3 separate regions of the Homo sapiens genome follow, and regions 2 and 3 are each linked to region 1. Evidence: chromatin contacts called from ENCODE Hi-C data. All regions are on one chromosome and are shown on one strand. Each heading gives the region's core, a stretch centred on a gene start or an enhancer-like site at or near the end of the contact. The rest is flanking DNA. Distances are from core to core; before and after follow the strand shown. Region 1 has its middle 110 kb from the start of LINC03005. Region 2 overlaps LINC03005 (long intergenic non-protein coding RNA 3005). Region 3 has its middle 45 kb from the start of HDGFL1.

Evidence for each region. A loop is a pair of places that touch in the nucleus more often than their neighbours do. Pooled maps may share reads with other maps.
Region 2: a map of Calu3 shows a loop between it and region 1 (4-fold over the local background). The contact joins two enhancer-like sites. A Hi-C loop is called at or near these places in 2 of 168 maps with a recorded cell type or tissue (Calu3 and heart left ventricle) and 5 of 50 pooled maps.
Region 3: a loop to region 1 is called in a map of endothelial cell of umbilical vein, with 7 times the contacts of the local background. The contact joins two enhancer-like sites. A Hi-C loop is called at or near these places in 2 of 168 maps with a recorded cell type or tissue (chondrocyte and endothelial cell of umbilical vein) and 4 of 50 pooled maps.

The regions. Positions count from the first base shown.
Region 1 is chr6:22,826,782-22,829,917 of GRCh38, forward strand. No RefSeq gene overlaps it. Among named protein-coding and RNA genes, the nearest start is that of LINC03005, 110 kb to the left of the region's middle. Within about 2 kb of position 1,715, at least 15 of the 41 ENCODE cell types and tissues checked have a DNase peak (open chromatin) inside an H3K27ac peak, as active enhancers do; they include endothelial cell of umbilical vein, where a contact is called at or near this core.
Region 2 is chr6:22,656,376-22,659,796 of GRCh38, forward strand. All of the region lies in intron 2 of LINC03005 (long intergenic non-protein coding RNA 3005), which reads right to left. It overlaps LOC105374973 (a long non-coding RNA gene), which reads left to right. Exons shown (of 5, transcript XR_007059497.1): 5 at 1,555-3,421. Among named protein-coding and RNA genes, the nearest start is that of LINC03005, 60 kb to the right of the region's middle. Within about 2 kb of position 1,361, at least 3 of the 41 ENCODE cell types and tissues checked have a DNase peak (open chromatin) inside an H3K27ac peak, as active enhancers do.
Region 3 is chr6:22,612,592-22,615,900 of GRCh38, forward strand. No RefSeq gene overlaps it. Among named protein-coding and RNA genes, the nearest start is that of HDGFL1, 45 kb to the left of the region's middle. Within about 2 kb of position 1,366, at least 2 of the 41 ENCODE cell types and tissues checked have a DNase peak (open chromatin) inside an H3K27ac peak, as active enhancers do; they include endothelial cell of umbilical vein, where a contact is called at or near this core.

The DNA.
Region 1 (3,136 bases), core at 465-2,964:
AGACTGAGGATGAATATTATGAGAGAGAGCCTAGATTACTAGTCGCTTTCCATTTCCTGGTTCTAAACCCACTGCTGAAATATGTTTAGCTTCTGGATTCACCCAGAATAAAAGTGCAAATGAATTGCACATTCAAAGCTCCCTCTTATGGACCAGTTCTGGCTAATATTAAATTACATCTTTAATGGGCCTTCCTCCTTCAACCCTACATTCCCAACATTCATAATTTTTTCCTCTGCTTTAGTAATTTTTCAACAAGTCATTTCCTACTTATCTGTAAAGATCTGGATCAAATATCACCTCCTCTGTGAAGTTTTATCAAATTCTGTTAGGCAAAGTTAGTCATTGCTGCACCTGTGTTTTCACAGTACTTTCCACATTCCCGAATTATAACTATTTGCTTATGAAACTCCCATCCATCAAACTAGAAGGACTTGTGGGTTCTTGAATCTCCAGCATCTAGCAGTTTCTGGCACACAGTGGGCTCTCAATAAATGTTTATTAAGTGAATGAATCGATGCAGCAATTACTTCCTCTATGATGTTTTAAAACAACAAGACACTCCCAAAATCCTGTGTCTGTCCTCAATCTTTTGAAGGGAACTTTCCCTTTATAAGCAACTATTAGCTTTCTTGCTCTCCATCCATACTTCTCTTGAGGCAGGCTCATTCTAGAACACTTACTATTCTATAACTCATATATTTTTCATAAGAAGTGACTCAATCCTGCTTATAGCTAGGGTTCATTAGCAAATGAGGCTTTCACACTGCAAATATCACTCCTAGAGTGAGTTTACACTTAGAGAAGACATACAGAAAAATTAATTGAAGAGCTTCAGAAATTACTATAATTTGGATTTATTCACAGGAGTTAGCCTACTTTACTGTTCAACGTAGAAAGATATGTTAGTTATACCATGAAACATCAAACTGATTTGAAGAAAAGTATAAATTATAATACAGAATTTTTTAAAGGCCTAAATAAGCCTATAGCATATCAGAGCAGCAAGTGAAACGACTCAGATATCCTAAGTCTCAGCAATGCTCTTTATCACTTTGGAATCCAAATTTCCAGTTTCACTATTGTGATTTCAGAGGGTAGCTACATAACTAAAACTCATATGCAGCACATGTAGCTACAGGGCTTCTGCTGTCTTCTTGTTTCAAAGAGGCATGAGCTGTTGGCTCACCAGATTTTTAAATATCTATTGAGGGAAACAGAGAAACAAAGCAAAGGGATTTTTTTTAACTGCATGTATATGTGTGTCTGTCTGTTTCTCTACTGTGTGGGTGTGTGTATGTATGCAAAATTATATGACATTATATACAAGTATATATCCACAATAATATATATGTATGTGTATGTATATGTGTATATGTATATAAGTCTGAAAGTGTTTTTTTTTATTTTTTCCTCCAACCCTTCATAAGGTGAAGTTTCATCAAATCACATCATGTGACTCTCCAGGAACCTCACTGAACGGGTCTGACTCATCGTCTGGGAATTTTAAATAGGCATGTGCTTCCATGAGAGTTAATACTTAAAAATACACGTACACACAAACTGGCAGTGAAAGAGAGAAAAAAAAAAACAAAACAAGTGAAACTTTTGCTTGGCACAAACGCTCAGGTCAGACACTGGCCACTCAATATTTCACAGTTAATTACCAGGTGGAGTTACCTTTAGAGTGAAGGTGGTGGCTCCGTGCTCAGGGGGCAGAGGCAGTAAATCTATATTTATATCATTAAGTCAGCCAGGTTGGATTAAGCAGTGAAAGGGACTGCCCCTGAAATCGCTGACCCTGATTCCCCTCTGTGATATAAAATTTTCCTGAGAACCGAGGGCTGTGTCTGCCCACTAGTGGTCAGGTGGCAGAGCTGGTGGGACCCAGACATTCCCTAGAGGATTTTATGCCAAGTTCTATCTGGATCAGTTGGGAATTGGCCCTGGCCACCCAGTCTGCTTTTTAAAAAGCATTTCGAGATCTATCAACTCAGCCCCATGAGATAAGTCAGTAAGAATAACACAGGCTATGTCAATCTTGAGGGAAGGTTTCTGTTTGCGATAGTTACCTTAAACTCTTATTAATGACGAGTAACTGCACTAGGAACTAACATTTCTAATCTATTACCAAAAGATCACCTGAGTCAGTAACACTCAGTAAAGACTAATCACTTTTTTCTTTCTCTTCCCAGACCTTCATAGAATACCACAACGACGTTTTTCTATTTGAAAACTACGAAATGTTCTTCCATTGTTAAAAGAATTAATTTGGAAAACTTTAAGTTAGAATTAAAAGTCTTTTACTCAATTGGCCCCAAACTATAATTTCCTCTTTATCTTTATTAAGTTCCTAAATGAAATCTGTATTCTAGCTAAACTCAAACACTATTGTTAGCTGACTTTTCAGTTTTTCCTCCATGCTTTACTCATGACTGCCTACTTGAAGCACTCACCATGTTCTAATACCTACCCACCTACCTACTTACCTATACAAATATTACCCTTGATTCAAAGCCAAATCCTACATCATCAAACTCTGAAATGCCTGAGATTAGCATGTACTAAGTATATGAAACTTCCTATAGCCTCCTTTCATTGCCATATTTGTATCTCAAGCAATAACTTAGATATATGTCATCTCTACAGGAATTATGTCATATACTCCTTTTAACCCTTATAATGTCCGGTAAAGTTTTTTGTTGTTGTTGTTGTTTTTATTTGTTTCTGGTTTTTACCTTGGAAAAGGGTGTCCACAAATATTTGTTGAAAGTAAAACACAGAGATAAATCTGTGATTAAATTTATCAGTCAAGACTCAAATCCAACACAGTTTTATTGTGGTCCAACGTAATAGCACCAATAACAAAGCTACCCCTCCATGGGTTTAGTTTTCTCTATAACTCCTAGGAACATTAATCTTGCATTGTGGGTAGAAAAAGGCTGTTGGGTGGCGTATTGACTCCCTGATAAAGTATAAATTTTCTTCAACCTTCACATGAGTGTTAGACTTCATGATATGCAGATTTTCTCAATTTTAGCACATTTTAAAATAAAAACTGTTTGTATGAAATACCATTGGAAAACTTAAATAAGTTTTAAGGAAATTCAAATCCATGAGCTCATCCTTTTCTTTC
Region 2 (3,421 bases), core at 111-2,610, 170 kb before region 1:
GTTACCCAACTGCTGCCTCTGGTCAATTAACAAAAATAAACTTCTTTCATAAAGGCAACTTGTTGGCAAAGATTTTCTTACTTAGTAAGTCTTTCCACCTCTGGTATTATAACAGAGAGGCCAAAACAAAATTAAAATTAAGATTGTCATCAGTAAGTTCTCAGGGTTAAGTACGTATACCGCTTTTGAGTTATCTTTAAAACAACTTAAGCCAAATCCTCCCTTAAAAATAATGGTTTGAATTAAATCTCATGTCTCCCAACCTGCAATCCATGATGAACAAGCTGAACTACAGCCTTAAACAACAGAGAAATCCTTGGAACCAACATTTAATTAAAAAGACCATTAGACGGTGCCTCATTGGAAGCACAGAACATGCTTAAATGAATTTTTCAATATGTAGATAAATGTTTTACCATTAGGGTTTCTTAAAGGAAGTAAAAATTGGCAACTCATTAAGAGTGTACATAGGTACTATAAACAGACAACAAAGTGCCTCTGGCATGTTTCATGATTTAGACATCAAAAGAAAAAGTCATAAAATCTACTTGCAGTAAAACAAAGTCCATTTTTCCTCAACAAGGCTGGTATCTATTAGCTACCTCATATGTGGAGAAAGAAAAGTTACCAGTCCTTTAATCAGATATATCTGAAATGTTTTGGGAATAAATATGAAATAGCGAAGAGTGTATGTATTTGATGTTTTCTATTTTTTACACTATACAAATGAGAATGACCTTGGTGGTTTAAAACATTCATCCTCTCTGTTTCTAATAATACCTACAATCAGTTGTGTGTATTAAAAGCTTTGTTAATAATCTACAAGTGGTAGGTGACCTCAGCATTTAGTTCTGTGGTTTAAAGCATGACCAAGATTGTGTTTTTGTTTTCCCCATTTTACAGCTAAAAAGTATGATGTTAAAAATACTGACAAAAACGAGTTGTTGCTATAAATATGTGAATCAAATGGGAATTTTCTGGACTTTGTTATTATGAACATTGCACAAAGAAAAAGCCAATGCATCACACCAGAATGTCAGTGGGATAGAGTACTGAGCCAAAGGAAAAGGGCAAAGAGCCCACTTTGGTACACCTGGAGTAGATTACACACATGGGGTTGATCTTTCCCTTGAAGCCAAAAAGCTCTGGTAATGTGCTCTCCACAGTACATGATAGAGCAGGGTAAAGCTGGAAATTAATCACCCAGTGCTACCAGAGCAGTTCATTACATGCAATTGACAGCTTCCTCTCTGTATTTTTAGATGGCTAAGAATCAAGTAGTTGCACATCAAAATGTGATTTTTTTTCTTGCTTCTTGGCACAGGACCCGTATCTGTCATCATTTCATGTCCTCAAAGGCCTGAGAGAAGCTGCCATCCTTGGGCAACAAAGGATGCCATGCAAAGCAGCTCAGAACTTGAGTTGTTTCAACAGATGCTGTTTTATGTTTTGCCAAAGAATGGCCCCTTTTATTTCTGTCATGAATGCAGTCTTTCTTTCAGTTTCTAAATGTTTGCCAGTATTAACCCTAATCCTTATCTGTCATTCTTTTAGGATGATGGGCTGTCCTTTTTCCTTTGGAACCAGCATAACCTTCACCATGTAAATATGGATTGCAAAGAAATGGAAACGTGGTGCTGTTCACCTTACAGCCCCTGATGATTTCTTATAGTGGGGGAGAGGGGGATTGCACTTCAAGGTCAGAGTAGCTGAGCCACGTTATTCCAGTGTAAGAAAAAATGCTAACATTGAAATGAGCAATTTTCCCCTGTAAAGATTCTCTGCCTAGGGGAATAGAAAGATCAGAAAAGGGAGCTGGTGGAGGAAAGAACTAGAATAAACAAAGCAAGCTCAGAACAATTTATTCCTATGTTTGTTTACTGAAATAGAACCAGGAAGGACCGATGAAGGTCTGAATTAATGTAATTTATAAGAAGAGAGGCTCCCCTCCAAGGCAATGAAGTGATCTCTTTCCAAATATGTAACCAGGAGTGGCTCCCTATAAACCCAAGGCATGTCAGGGCAAAGATGGTATTCCAGATCTTTACAGCCTCCCCACTTTTTGCCTCAGAGAGAGTTCCTAATTCACCATTTAGGGATTCAGAATTGTTAATCAAACTTGCTCTGATGAAATTTTGAGGGTTGTTCTGTTTCTTGTCACAAGTTGAATTGTTCAAAAGCACTGCATCACAGATCTGATTTTCCGCATTGCGCTAGCATTTTCTTACCTTGGGGCAGGCAAAGGGCTAGTCAAACTTTAAAATTGGAACTTCTTCCATTTTTTTCCCTCAGAGCATTTGAAGTTTTTTTGTTTTGTCTGTTTGCTTTGTGTCTGTTACATTTCTCTATTTTGCTTTTCAAGTGCAAAACTACTGTGCTGGAGATGATAGAGGGGATACATAAAGGGGGAAAATACATGCTCAAGGAAGTTCACAGAGTGGATACTCTATATCCAATAATAACAGTGAGGAAAGAAAGAATGCAGTTGAAGATATGAGGGGCAGAGTAATACAGAGATTTTCACAGATTTAGAGGATTGCTGCCCAAATCCTTCTGTTTCTCTCTTTTTGTTCCTAGTGAGAGTTGTTAAAATAGCTAACATCAACATGCCTATTCTGCACAGAGGAAGGATATATGAAGAAAGCAAGAAACCACTAGCCTATGTGCAGGGTGATATGCCTTACAGCCATGCTCAGTTACTATTTTTGATCGTGGGCCTAGAAATAACCATCTGGGCAATCAGACTTTTGCATTGACATGCAATGTTGGCTAAATCCACAGGCAGCTGGCTGAGTACTATTTAAACTCAGTGCTGAGATGGGAGTAGGCCCTGACAGGCAGTAGTTAGGGGACACTCATCTATTCTACCCATGTCAACAGTAATGATACTGTAATTCTTTCCAAAATGTGGTCCTTTTTGCTATGTTTTGACAAGCTGGCTGTTATTCTAACTTTCTGTATTATTGGAAACACACAGACTAGACATTGATACACATATATGCATATGCATGTGTTTATATGGCTGTATACAGTTATGGAAGAATCCATGAGAGTCAATCATCCATATTTATTAAGTATGTACACTATGCAAAGCACTTTATTGTGTGATATAGAAAAATATGGAAAAATTGTAAGCACACTAAGTCCAGGAGAGGTTGATTCACCTATTTTCCAGAACCTCACTTTGTGTTTCTATTAAGTGACGTATAGGGATCTGGTGGCATCCAATATCATTTCTAGGTCTTTAATTCTATGATTCCATCATTTTGGATGGAAATTAAATATACTGTTAAAGACATATGGACTGGATTCATGGTTACAAGCATAAGCTTTGGTGTCAGATTCATTTTAAATACAAGTGCGGCTTCTGCCACTTTAAAGTTCTATGACCCTGTGGCATTTATTAAATTGGGCTTTAGTA
Region 3 (3,309 bases), core at 116-2,615, 210 kb before region 1:
TGAAGAAACGTATTTCATGTTCATGATATAGTGTCAACATTTACATAAAAAGGAAAGAAAAACACCCGCAAAAAAAGCTATATTCTGTGATCGCCAAGTTATTTTCTGCCCTCAAACATCTGAAGGAAACCCATTCCACAGTAATGATGGCTGACTATGTCAGTGACTCTCAACTGGCAGTAAGTAGAGAATAAAAGTTTGCAGGAAGGCAGGTAGGAAGGATGAAATGTAAGAGTTCCCCTTTCCCTCCTATGTATAGAATCAAGAGTACAGCATAAATCACCAGGTGAAGAATCAAAATACCAGGCTTAGAGTACTAACTCTCTAGCTGTGCAACCTTGGACAAATCAATTAGTATTAATAACTCCAATTTTCAGTTTTCTCATGTTGAAACAATACATTGCTCTGCACAGTTTTTGTGAAACTACATACATGAATGTGCTGTTTTAGACTGTAAAGTGTGCTGAAAATTTAAGTTTTTCTTATTAATTGGCAGAGATGAATGTTCCTACTTGGTCTCGAGATTCTTGCAAACCCATTTGTTTAGTCATTTTCCCTAGAGCTGAGTCTCAAACACCTATGTGCTTTGTCTCTGGTCCCAATCAGATAAACAATGTTATGACCTGCTTCTACACACTTGCCTGCCCAGGGCATCCCTCCAGGAGGAATGGACTTGTCCTCACAGATGCATGTTTAATATGAAGAACAACTGTTACTCCAAAAACAGTCCTGAAATTTCTGTCACCTAGTGACTCCTAAATTTACTGTGATTTTTCCCTTTTGAAAAATAATAAGAAAATGTGTCAAACAACATATCTAATCCTGAGGTAATGTGAAACTCATATAGCTCCTGGTGAGAAGCTGCAAAGTGGCAATTCTGAAGAGAAAGTTTATAGAATATGCTTGGCAATCTTGAGAATTTTCATTAAAAAAAAGACCATACAACACTTGCTATGAAAAGATATTACATTTTCTCCAGAGAAGTAACACTTCCTCCTTTGTTCTGGAGGTTCTCCAAAGATTTCAGAGCCATTTTGCAGGTTGTGTTACCTAAAGTTATTAAAACTCACAAAATATCCATGAAGTAATAAAATGGAAGCTATTCGTATGCCAATCAAACAGATACTGAAACAACGGTCCTAAGGAAATATGACCTGTCTAAAGCCTCCTAACAAAAAACTGATGGGTCCAGAAATAGAATCTAGGCAGCTGACTCTAGACATTCCAAAACACTTCCTCTCTTCAGAATTATTATTGTTAATTCCCTCTACACATAAACAACCTCCAGCTCCCGGAGGATGGATGAGATCATGCTAACAAGTCATCCATTCTTTCCATAAGAAACACAGCAGTCATAGCCAATGAGCTAATTCATAGAATGTCCATGTGCCATAGTGAACACACACACACACACACACACACACACACACCCCACACTCCCATTCTAGATGCAGATTGTTTTTGTTTTCTTCAGCTAAGCTGTAGTTGAGATTTTAATTTCAAGCTTTAGCCCATGATTTTTTGCCTGAATTTCACACTATATGCTTTTCTATTTCTACTTGTTCTTTCCTTCCTGTACCAAATAATAAAGAACTAGACCATAGTAAAATGGATTTTTGACAGATTTTATAATTTAGCTATTGTCACTTCCACAAAGGCCATTCATTAAACTAACATGTATTATGGACATGAAATAGAATTTGAAAAGCTGAAAGTCATTCAACCCTGACCATAAAAAATACTTCCATAATTTAAACTTACCATATCAGAATTAAACTTGATTTGAAGATGTTAAAAAATGAATATATTTGAGAAAGAAATCCTTGCAAATAGCATCTCAATATAATGTTGGCAATTTGCACAATTTATGTATATTTTCTCCTGCCAAGATACTTCTAAGAAAAGACAACGGTAAAGACAATGGTAGTAGGAAAGAGGAATTGGGTCTCCAAAGACCATCTGCAGTTATCGGCAAAAGATACTTTGTCTATGTGTGCAGTTTTAAAAAGACTGGTAGCCTATACTGGATTTTAGGTCAGAATGGAGCATGTGGTGTTGAGGGGGAAAGCATTACCAGCTTCGTCTTCTTTAAATATGAAAGAGGATATTCTGGCTACATTGTTGGTGATCAGCAGTGTCTGACTCAGCCTCTGCAATTTTTCCATTATAATGCTCATGAAAATAGGGAAAGAGATACAGTTTCAACAGTGGAAACTAGAAATGTGGGTCAAAAATGTGTCAGGAAAAAGTTGGAGAGTCAACTAAGGAAAACTTAGCCTGGAGGCAGAGTGAGAAAGGCACATGGGTTAATGAGGTAGGGGATTTCCATCTACGCATACTCATGGAGGCACAAACCCACCTTTCTGCTTTGTAAAAGCCCACCTCTATTTAATCCAAATACACTGTTTCACCCCTTGGCCCTGCTTCAATCTCTAATGCATCTCTCCACCCCAATATTCCTCAGTAATGAAATGCTAATGAGGTCAAAATGGATGTGAGTAATATTTTAGATTTTCTTCACTATTTGGGATTTTTCTGCAATGCAAGAAATACAGAGAACTTCAGACTAGACAGAATAAGATTCTTCCCTTATGTCTAGACAAGGTAATCTAGTCATAACACCATGAGATTGTTTCTCAGACCAACAGATACTAAATTAAAGACAACACGGTACCAGAAAGTTGACCGGTGTGAACAGTGATACCTCCTATATCTTAAGATTTGAAAGGATGATTCTAATTAGATTCAGATAAAACTGAATAATACTAAAACAGAATAATCCATTTGTTTCAAGGATGAGGCAATCTCTTTTCAAAACAAGTAAGTACTGTATGAAGTGATTGTATAACACAAAACACAGACACTAGCACTAGAGAAGGAGCAGAAGGATATTTTTTGAAATCATTTATAATTTTAAAAGCTGATAAATTATTGTATTTATTGTATTTGTTTTTTGCTGTAAAAAATGTAAGGAAACAAGGCTTCTACACAATAAGCCAATAATGGTAAATTTGTTAAAATTACAGACTGACATTTGAATTGGAAGGACAGAAAGTAGCATGATGGTTTCTAGAGGCTGAGAAAAGGAAGGAGGAGAGAATTGTTTAATGAGTACAGAGTTTCAAGTTTGCAAAATGAAAAGAGTTTTGGGGATTGGTTACACAGCAATTTGTATTTAACACTACTGAACTGTCACTTAAAATAGTTAAGATGGTAAATTTCATATTATATAAATTTTATAATTAAAAATTTTTAGAAAGAAAGATAATAACTAATATAGACAACAAAAATAACTTGAATGAGAAGCAA